Regions from separate parts of the Homo sapiens genome. Here regions 1 and 3 are each linked to region 2. A link is a loop called in an ENCODE intact Hi-C map of the cell type or tissue named here. Cell type or tissue: ovary. All regions are shown on one strand. Each heading gives the region's core, and the rest is flanking DNA. Links, peaks and the distances in the headings are about the cores only.

Evidence for each region. Peaks named below come from ENCODE experiments on the same cell type or tissue, not always from the same donor. Only the 100,000 strongest peaks of a DNase experiment are listed, where the experiment ranks them.
Region 1: it touches region 2 in a loop (6-fold over the local background); 55 of 110 quality-filtered maps call a loop at or near these places.
Region 3: it touches region 2 in a loop (3.0-fold over the local background); 14 of 110 quality-filtered maps call a loop at or near these places.

The regions. Positions count from the first base shown.
Region 1 is chr5:179,165,630-179,168,763 of GRCh38, forward strand. The region is part of intron 5 of ADAMTS2 (ADAM metallopeptidase with thrombospondin type 1 motif 2); the gene reads right to left. Among named protein-coding and RNA genes, the nearest start is that of ZNF354C, 110 kb to the left of the region's middle. RefSeq lists an enhancer at 1,459-1,960 and a silencer at 1,574-1,783. In ovary, for the core only: a CTCF peak has its summit at 1,652 (motif pointing right); DNase peaks (open chromatin) are centred at 982, 1,642 and 1,952; H3K4me3 peaks cover 594 bases.
Region 2 is chr5:179,342,279-179,345,302 of GRCh38, forward strand. ADAMTS2 (ADAM metallopeptidase with thrombospondin type 1 motif 2) reads right to left here. Exons shown (of 22, transcript NM_014244.5): 1 at 2,912-3,024; 2 at 1,489-1,883. Among named protein-coding and RNA genes, the nearest start is that of ADAMTS2, 1.7 kb to the right of the region's middle. In ovary, for the core only: a CTCF peak has its summit at 1,830; DNase peaks (open chromatin) are centred at 587 and 1,899; H3K4me3 peaks cover 1,895 bases; H3K27ac peaks cover 798 bases.
Region 3 is chr5:179,264,216-179,267,349 of GRCh38, forward strand. The region is part of intron 3 of ADAMTS2 (ADAM metallopeptidase with thrombospondin type 1 motif 2); the gene reads right to left. Among named protein-coding and RNA genes, the nearest start is that of ADAMTS2, 80 kb to the right of the region's middle. RefSeq lists enhancers at 155-1,050, 1,051-1,944. In ovary, for the core only: no CTCF peak of the experiment used is centred there; DNase peaks (open chromatin) are centred at 936, 1,586 and 2,753; H3K27ac peaks cover 1,749 bases.

The DNA.
Region 1 (3,134 bases), core at 457-2,956, 180 kb before region 2:
GCACCCAGCCTCCAGAGCAGGGGGCGGTAGATGGTGCTGTATGACCGGGGATGGACATTTCGAGGCCCTGGGGCTGCATGGTAGCTGCAGGGTCCACCTCCTGAGTGAGGCAGGGCCTCTGAGGGCAGACTCTTCACAGCGGCAGCAGCTCCCAGAACTCCCAGGTCCAGCCTAGGGCCCCAGAAGAGCCAGGCGGGAGAAGCCTGCAGTAGGGCTGTGGATGAAGTCCAGGGGCCCATCCAGCCCAGGATGCAGGAGGAGTCCTGAGTGGGCTGACCCTAGCTCAGAGCACGGGAACAGATGAGCTTCCAAGAGGCTGATCGGATCCTCTACAGGGGCCCCAGGACAGTCGTCACCCCTCATGGAGGGCTCTGCCACCCCTGTTTGGAGGTGACATCGACCACTGCAGACATGGGCTCCCAACTGGGCTCCACTGCCCGAGTGCTCTGGGGCCCTGGACCAGGCTGGCTCTTCCAGAGTGCAGGGTCCTCCTTGGCCATCATGAGTGCCCACCTATGTCCACATGGAGACCCTCCTTGCTATGCTGGTTCACAGAGCTGCCCAGATGCAGGAGGCAGACACTCGTCCAGGCCCCTGGGGCCCTCCCACAGCAGCACCGGGAGCCTGGTCCCAAGAAGGATGGTGTTTCCTCCGGGTTCAGCCTGTTTGGCTCCCCTGGCCCGGGCTGGAAAGGGTCTGAGGACATGCCTGAAAGACCCAGGGATCCCACCATGAGGTGGAGAGGGCAGATCTGAGGGCCTTAGGGAGGCAAGAGCTTGATGGCCCTCACCTTGGGTCAGAAGGTCACTTTGCTGAATGCTCCCCAGGGCTGTCAGGAGGCTTGGCCAGGGCAAGGGTGAGGAAACACTGCGGGCCCCTGAACCTCAGGCCCAGCCTGCAGGGGTCTGGGTAACCCCACGGGCCTCAGGGAACAGCCAGGAGCTTAGGGGGCCCGTGGGCCTTGGGTGGACGAGTAGGCTGCGTCCAGCTCCAAGTCCCAGCCCCATCCTGGCCGCGGGACCCTGGCTCTGAGCTGCCCGCCGGGTCCCTCCTCCTGCGTGCGATCGGTCACCTGCCAGATGGGGCACCTACTGGGGATGTGCCTGTTGCTGTCGCTGGCCTCTGAGTCACTAAAGCCTAAGCTCCTTGAGGGCCGGGTGGTTGCTGGGCCCGAGTCTGTGCCCCAGCCCTGGCCCACGCCTGCCCTCAGTAGCCCCACTCCTCCCTTCACGGAGCAATCCCGGCTTCTGCTCTCCATGCCAGGATGAGGCAGCGAACGCGGCCAGAGGACCCCGGCTGCTGGGCGCTCAGTGATGAAGGAATGAACACGAGCACCCTCAGGAGCCAGGCTGGGCAGGGAGGGAGGCGCCGGCTGCGGGGACGTTCTCGGGAGGCCTGGGGAAGTGAGCCCAAAGGGCCGCCCCGGCAGATGCTGACCCCAGCAGGAAGTCACCGTCCGCAAGGAGCGCCCCGCTAGGCTCAGGCTTGGCACACGACACCTCGCTTCCACTTCATTTTCCTACCTTCCGGATGACGAACTGCGTCTCAGACAACTGAAAGGACTCGCCTGAGTCCCACAGCCGGAAAGAGGTCGGGGTGCTGCCCCCCGCGCGGGGCGGGCAGAGGAAGGGCCGGGCCCGAGCGGCCACCAGGTGGCGCTGCTGCCGCGAGAACAGCGGCCCGGGCCGGGGACGCACCCGGCGCCCAGACTCCGCGGCCGCACCCGGGCTCCCGGGGCCCCAGCGGCCCCAAGACAGCCTCTGGGCCTCACCCTAAATACATCAATTATGACCTGAGCAAAAAGTTCTGTTCCAATCGTTGCTCTCCGACATTTCCATTGTTTGCTCTGGAAGGAGCTGAATTATCTATGCTCTTCCCTCCTTCAGTCAAGGAGACGTGGGAGGAAACCGGGATGGGGATCAGCAGCCTGGAGGCCGCCTCCGCTGGAACCGCGCCCGCCCCGCCAGGAGGCTCTGCCTGCTGGGCAAGGCGCACTCAGCCAGCCCCGCAGGCCGCCACGCGACCGAGGCTCACCAAGTCCACTGCAGGTGGCAGGTGAGGTCACCTGGGCAGCTCTAGGCCCGGCCGAAATATCTCATCTGCTCTGTTCTTGGGCAAGTTACCTTACTTGTCCCCACCTGCAAAATGGGCACAACTGCAGCTCCGAGCTTGGAGCTGGGGGGCTTCCGCCCATGACAGTTCAGGCAGGGTGCAGTCAGCGCCCACAAATGTCCCTTGTCCTTGTCTCTGCCGTGCTGTTGATACTGATGGAGTATAACACCAGTCCCTGGGGACTGGCCTACCCGCTGGGGCTGGCTCATGCCCCCAAGGGGATGCGGCTTCAGCAAAGCTTCTCAACCGTCCCCATCCCAGAGGGGCCCTCCTGCCTCAGACCAGCCTCCTAAACAGGTGCAGGATAGGACAGCAGGGAGGTTGGGTTCTGGTGAGCAGACCACATTTCTCAACCTCAGCACTCCAGATATTTGGGGCCAGATAATTCCTGTTGGGTGAGGCGGGCACCCTGTTCATGGCAGGATGTTGAGCACACCCCTGGGCACTCCTTGCCAGAACCCAGTGGAACCCTCCCCCTAGTCGTGACAACCAAAAGTCTCTCCAGACACTGCCAAATGTCCCCCGGGTGGGGGGAGGGGTGGCAAAGTCACTCTTGGTTGGGAGCAACTGACCCTCAGGGGACCAGGACAAGGAGCCTGAAGCTGGTGCTCCTGACCAGCCGGGATCACAGAGTCCAGCCCCTCCTCCCAGAGCAGAGTGGCTCCACCAGCGTGTGGCCCCGGGCAGGCCGCTCGCCCCCTGGAGCCAGGGTCCTCACTGTCAAATGGGGATGATCACAGCGCCTACTCCACAGGGTTGCTGTGGGGGTGAGGGCATAAAGTCACATAAAGGGCTTCAGACGGTGCCTGTCCCAGAAGAAGCTCTACAAACAGTCACTTGCACGAACGCCTTTATGATTGTCGTCATTCCTGTTGTGTGCTGGGGTTTCACAGACCTCCTCTTATGGGGGAAACTAAGGCCCCATGATGTTAAATTGCTCACCAAAGGTCCCACGAGTATGGACAAAGCCAGAATGAATGGCAGGGACAAGGTCCCACCATCCCTGCTCTGTGAGCACATGT
Region 2 (3,024 bases), core at 525-3,024:
CTAAGTCCGCAGCAAACATCTCCTTTCATTTAGGAAATTAACCTCCAGCGTAAAATGGGACACACCTCTGAGGCCCAGGATGTCCTCAGAGACAGTGGGCGATGTCAAGGGCTCACCATTTTAACCCAGCTCCTCCAGGGATATTTACAGTTGTTTGCAATATGGCCAAGTTCTAACTAAATCCAGCCAAAGGCAGTGATTTTCCAAAGCAACAAGTGATATTTTCTGTGTCTCCATAAAAAGAATGACAGTGGTTGCAGAGCCCTGGTGTAATTGCCGGCTCTGCAGACTGTAGGATGAGCCTCAGCTGCCCGAGTACGGGCGTGCTCAGGGGCCACGGGGGCTGGGAGAGTGGCCACTCACTCGGGGCAGGAGTTCCCTGAGTAGCAATTAGAGCGGAACCCATGGTGGGCGGCTTCAGATGTCTGGCCAGCACAGCCAGCCTGACCACCACACACCCAATCCAAAATAGAAAACTGCAGTGGCCTCTGCTGTGTGCCAGGCCCCGGGCAGCCGGACAGAGCACCGCCAATGTCAGCCTCCTCCCTCAGCATCGATCCAGGCTTCCTCTGAGGCCCCCTTGTGCTGAGCCACGGTCCCTCCTGCCCTCTCCAGGAAGCAGAGCTTCCCAGAGCTCCAGTCACAGGACTAGAGAGGCGCAGGCAGTCTCAAAAGGGATCCCCTAGCCTCTCTCTTGTCCTTCAGGCGCTGCCCCCAAAAGATCGAGCAGCTCATGGGCACTAGAGCCTTCATTTCCAAATGCACCCCTCAGCTCAAAATAGAGAAAACCAACTTTTCAAAGAACCAGCTGGAGTTCAACAGGAAACCACAGCAGAAAAACCAATGATTCCCGGTCAGCCAAGGGGCAGAGGGCTAACTGGGCATTTCAGCATCACTGCCAGCTCCCTGGGCTGGTATTACCCGCACGCAAGGAAACAGGAAGACTGACTGCCAGCCCATAAGTCCACCACACACATATCACGCCAGTATGCACAAGGACGGACACAAACTCAACAGATGCTCAACACACTGATGTGCAGAAACCCAGACACATACGTGCACAAGAGACACTGGCACACGCACATGTTCACACAGGTGCACGGGCACCCAGATGCAGGTACACACCAACGTTCCACAACACATGTGCACACACTCACAAAGGTACACACACATACACGGACCCACCCCCGGATGCAAGCCAGAGACCTGTTCAGGCAGGCAAAAGAGAGAGGCGCACGCTCCTGCCTGCTGAGCCTTTTGGAGACCCGGGCGCTCCCCATGCATAAATGGCCCCCTGCTCAGACCAGTCAAAACAACCTGCTTTCCAGCCAAGCCCTTCAGTTGGAGCACGAGGCTCACTAAAGCACGGGAAGGGCGCGGAAAGTCCTCAGCGCAGGCCTTGCCCTCCCAAGGGACTCCCAGGTAACCCTTTTCCAAAACCCAGGCGAGAGCAGCGGAGAGAAAGGAGCTAGAGAAGTGCGTACTCACCAGCCCATCGCAGTTGCTGAGCGCCACAGAGGAGGCTTCGGCTAGGCCGGCCACGTCTCCGACGTAGAGACAGCTCCCGAGCAGGGGCTCCACGCGGGTGGTGCCCTTCTCGCCCTGCCACTCCATAGTGGCCCCGGGCGCCACGAGGCGGGCGTTGGGCCGCAGCCGCAGGTGCAGGTCTCGGCCAAAGACCGTGACATTGTAGAAGAGGTGACTGCCAGGCTCCTCCTCGTTGCCTCCGGGGAAGCTCGGGGTCCGGACCGGGGCGGCCCTGCGGGCTCGTACCCCTGCTCTGGACGTAGCTGCCGACACCACGTGGGACACCAAGCGGCCCTGGGCGTCAGTGCGCACGGGCACCGCCAGGATGCGCTCCGCTCCGTGCCCCAGGGGCCCGCCTGCAACGGGAAGGGGCGTTAGATCGGCGGAGACCACGGAGCCCCAGTGCCTCAGAGACCCGCCGGCAAGCCACGCCCCCCCAGACCCCGCCCCACTGCGAAGGGAAGGGGCATTCCGCCAGGCGACCCCAGAAGCCAGCCTGCACCTCCCCGGCTTTCCTGCAACCGGGAAGGGGCGTTAACAGGGCCACCACTCCGGGGCTCCGCCACTCCCCAGCCGTTCCCTCCTCCGGAGACCTTGCCTGCCAAGAGCTCTGCCCCCTGCCCCGTTCAGGGTTGGGGCTCGGTGGGAACCTCCCCGTGCCCGAAGGGACGACCCCGTCAGAGAGTCCCCCGACCCTTGCACCTACCGTCCTTGGCAGGACGTGGAGCTGCTCGGAAGCCATTCCGGGTTGGCCCCCTTACCCGTGTGCCACGACCCCTCGGCGGGCCCCTGCCGCCCGAGTGCCCTCACCGCCAGCCTCCGGAGCGGCGGAGTCTCGGCTTCCCCGAGCACGAGCGGCCTGTCCTGCCTGTCCAGCTCCCGCTCAGCCCGCTGCCGGCCCCGTCTCCCCGAGCGCCCGAGGACTGGGAGGGGTGGAACAGGGTCCCTCCGATCTCCGGGGATTCCCTGCGGGGCGCCCCAACCAATCCTTAGGGCCCAAGGCTACGCGCTCGGCAGCCGGCTCCTCCGGAGCGTCCCCGGACGCGAGCCCCGGCGCCGCCTCGCCCTGGCTCCCCCCTCGGACCCGCTGGGGCTGACTCTGCGCTCTTGGCCGCGGGGCTTTTCCCGGCCCTCCGTCCCCACCCTCCGCGACTCAGGAGCCGCCAGTGCTCCGAGGCTCCCCCGGCCCAAGGCGCTCGGGGGCGGTGCGGGGCGCCCCCTGCGCGACCAACCCGGCCCCGAAGTTGGCCAACTTGGCCCCGGGCGGGGCGCGCGGAGTTTGCCCAAGTCAGGCTGGACGACGCCTGGGGAGGGGGCGGCGGGGCACGCGGGACAGGGCCAGGCCGGCGGGGGTCCCGGGGAGTAGGGGCCGGGCCGCACCTACCTGGGGGGTCGGCGGCGGCGGCGAGCCTGGCGTTCGCGGGCGGCGGCGGCGGCGGCAGGAGCGGCGGCGGCAGCAGCAGCAGCAGCAGCAGCAGCGCGGGGCAGAGCAGGCGG
Region 3 (3,134 bases), core at 457-2,956, 78 kb before region 2:
CCCACTATGGGATGCAGTCCCTTTGTCCCCATTATGCAGGGTGCCCATGTCTCTTTCACCGTCATCCATGGGGCAGCCAGGGCATGAAGGAAGCCTCACCTGGGTCCCAAGCAGGTCCCACTGCTCCTTGCCCAAACTTCACCCCAGCCAGCAGGCTCCTACATCCAAGGCACAGATGTCACAGACATGAAAAGATGCCCTGGACACATGCCTCTCTCCCAGAAGCCTGCCTCTGCCATGCTGGGGACCTGAAAAGAGGGGGCATGCCCAGCCCACAGTTGCTGATCAAACGCCAGATGCCCCCGTGAGCAGATCACAGCTTCACCCCTGAGCCGTGTACTGTCTGCATGCCAGGGACTGTTACCTTGTGCAAAACCCGAAAAGCTCTTTGGAGGACATTCCCAACACAGATCCAAGGGAAGGAAAGAAAGTATCAATTCACTGTGTCTGTGGAAGATGGCGAGGCAGAGGAGGGAAAGGGGACGGAGAGCAAGTGTCGCAGTGAGCACTGGGCAGGCGCCCTGTGCCCTGCGTAATTCCAGCAGCCCCTGTGCCACTGCACCCAGGTACAGTGGAGATCTCAGCACCCAGGTTCTGAGATCCTGAGGGGCTGGGTGAGCTGCTCTGGGCCCCTTAGTGAGCCAGAACAACAGCATGTCGGGTGGAGCTGAGCACACTGACCCCTGCACCAACAGCAGCATGCTGGGCGGAGCTGAGCGCGCTGACCCCTGCACCAGCGCTGACCCCTGCACCAACAGCAGCATGCCGGGCGGGGCTGAGCACACTGACCCCTGCACCAACAGCAGCATGCCGGGTGGGGCTGAGCACACTGAACCCTGCACCAAACTGCCCGCTGCCCACCCCACTCACCCACCTAGTGCTGGAAGCATCTGTGGGAGCAGCCCTAATGCAGCTCCTCAGAACCACTGGCCGGTCTTCCAGAACTGTCCCCTGCACTCGAGTTGGGGCTGCAGCCAAGCCAGGGCCAAGGCCACCATCCTCCGGGTCAGGCTTGTCACCTGCCCACGGTGCTCCACCAAAGATCCAGGCCCTTGCCAGCCACATTTACCTGGTCGGCTCCACCCCTGAACCAGAAACCATGTCGGGAGGGGAGAGGTGGCGGGGGAAGGGCAAGCCTGAGACTCAGGGACTAAATTTATGTCGGAGGCACAGGGGAGTTGCTGCGCACGTGGGGGCTGTCAGGCGGAGTGCCAGGCCCAGACGCCGTGGAGGGGGAGCACACCCTGGCACGTCTCCACTGTGGAATAAGGGGGGCCCAGCCCTCGCTGGGGCTGCAAGCCTCGCTTCTGCCTTCACAGCCCAGGGGGTGGGAAGCACCCACAGGGCAGCGCTCTGAGCAGCAGACTCCAGCCAGAGAGCCAGCCAGGCCCGGGAGCTGGCCCCTCCTGCTCTCCCCGGCTGACCCCAGGCAACTCCAGCCTCGGAGAATGTGCAGCCTCGGCTTTCCCAGCGCCGGCCCCCGCCCACCCCTTCCGCGTGGGCCACATCACCGCGCTGGCATCTCCAACAGCCATCCCAAGGGCCCGGTCTGCACGAGGACAGGAGCGCCGCGGCGTCTGCCAAGGGTGCGCTCAGCCCTGAAGCACGCCTCCCGGAGCCGCCTCGGGTTTCACAATCAGTGCTTCTCCCTGGGTTTCCCGGGGCCTGGGCTGCAGGCTCAGCTCCAGGGTGGAAAGAGAGGATGAGCTGAGAAGACTCCAGGGATCCAGCGCCGAGGCGCTGAACTCAGTGAGTCGGCAACAGTGGCTTGGCAGGGCCCAGGCTGACCAGGGTATGAGAGAGAGCACCTATCACCACGCCAGAGGCCCTGGCCTCAGGGGTCTGGGGAGTCACTTGGGAAGTGCCCGGTTGGAGACACAGAGACAGGTCTGGGCACAAGACGCTGGCCAGGTCCAGGGCTCACCCTGCAAATCCAGCCAAAGCCCTCTCTCCATTCTCCCTTAGGACCCAAGGTTCAACACTTAGACATGTCAGCTGAATCATGACCCCCGGACGTCCATGTCCTAATCCCCCAAAACTCGTGAGCATTACCTTATATGGCAGAAGAGACTTTGCAAATGTGTTTAAATCAGGGGTCTTGAGATGGGGAAAGTAACCTGGATGGTCCCAGCGGGCCCTAAATGTTATCACAAGTGTCCTTCTAAGAGGGAGAGCTGGCTATAGAAGAGGAGAAGCCACGTGACCAGGGAGGCAGAGACTGCAGCAATGTTGCCACAAGCCAAGGAACGCCAACAGCCCCCAGGAGCTGGGAGGGGCCAGGAATGGATTCTGCCCTGGGGCCTCCCGAAGGAACCAGCCCTGCCAGCACCTTGATCTTAGCCCCTAAAATCCTATTTCAGAGTTCTGAGCTCCCGAACTGTGAGGAATGCAGGTGTGCTGTTTTAAGCCATTAAGGTGTGGGTAACCTGGTACAGCAGCCACAGGAAGCTGAGATGGACGTCGACAGCTACAGGGCAGAAAGGCTCTCTGACCTGGCATTCAGCAAATTGGCACCCCCCAACAAAGCACACGGCCCTCCTGCCCCATCCTGGGCCCCCCAGCCCCCACCTGGGCCAAGCCTCACATCCGCTGTGTCAGTGGGGCTGGCTATCTGCTCGCCACTGAATGGATGAGTCTCGCCTGCTCCCCAGTCCTGTGGTCTGACAGAACAGAGCTCCTCTCTCTCTCCTGTGCCATTGCTCCAGCCTCCCCCACCAGCCTCCCTCACACTGCAACCAGTACGAGCTTGCTGAAACACTCAACTCTTTGTGAGACTGGAGGGCGCCATCCCCACCTTGGGTCATTCAAGGCTGCTGCTTCCATGGAGGCTGCCCCACAGCTCTCTGCCTCCAGCCCTGGGCTCTGCACACCCAGGGGGAACTGTCATGCCTGAGGTCCGCCCCCACCCCCGCCGCCCACTCTTCCCCCAGGATCCCCTGCGGCCTGGAAAACTCCTACCCAACTCAAGGCAAAGTCACAGGGTGGAGACTGTGGGTCAGGAGGGGCTCTTCCTGGCCTGGTGGGGAAGGGCTGGCTGTGGGCTGCAGGTGGCAGCCACGCTCAGCCACATGGAGGAGCTGCCCAGTGCCGGCGCTTGTCCTCTGTCTCCTGGAGGGCCTTCCTTGGTGCAGCGA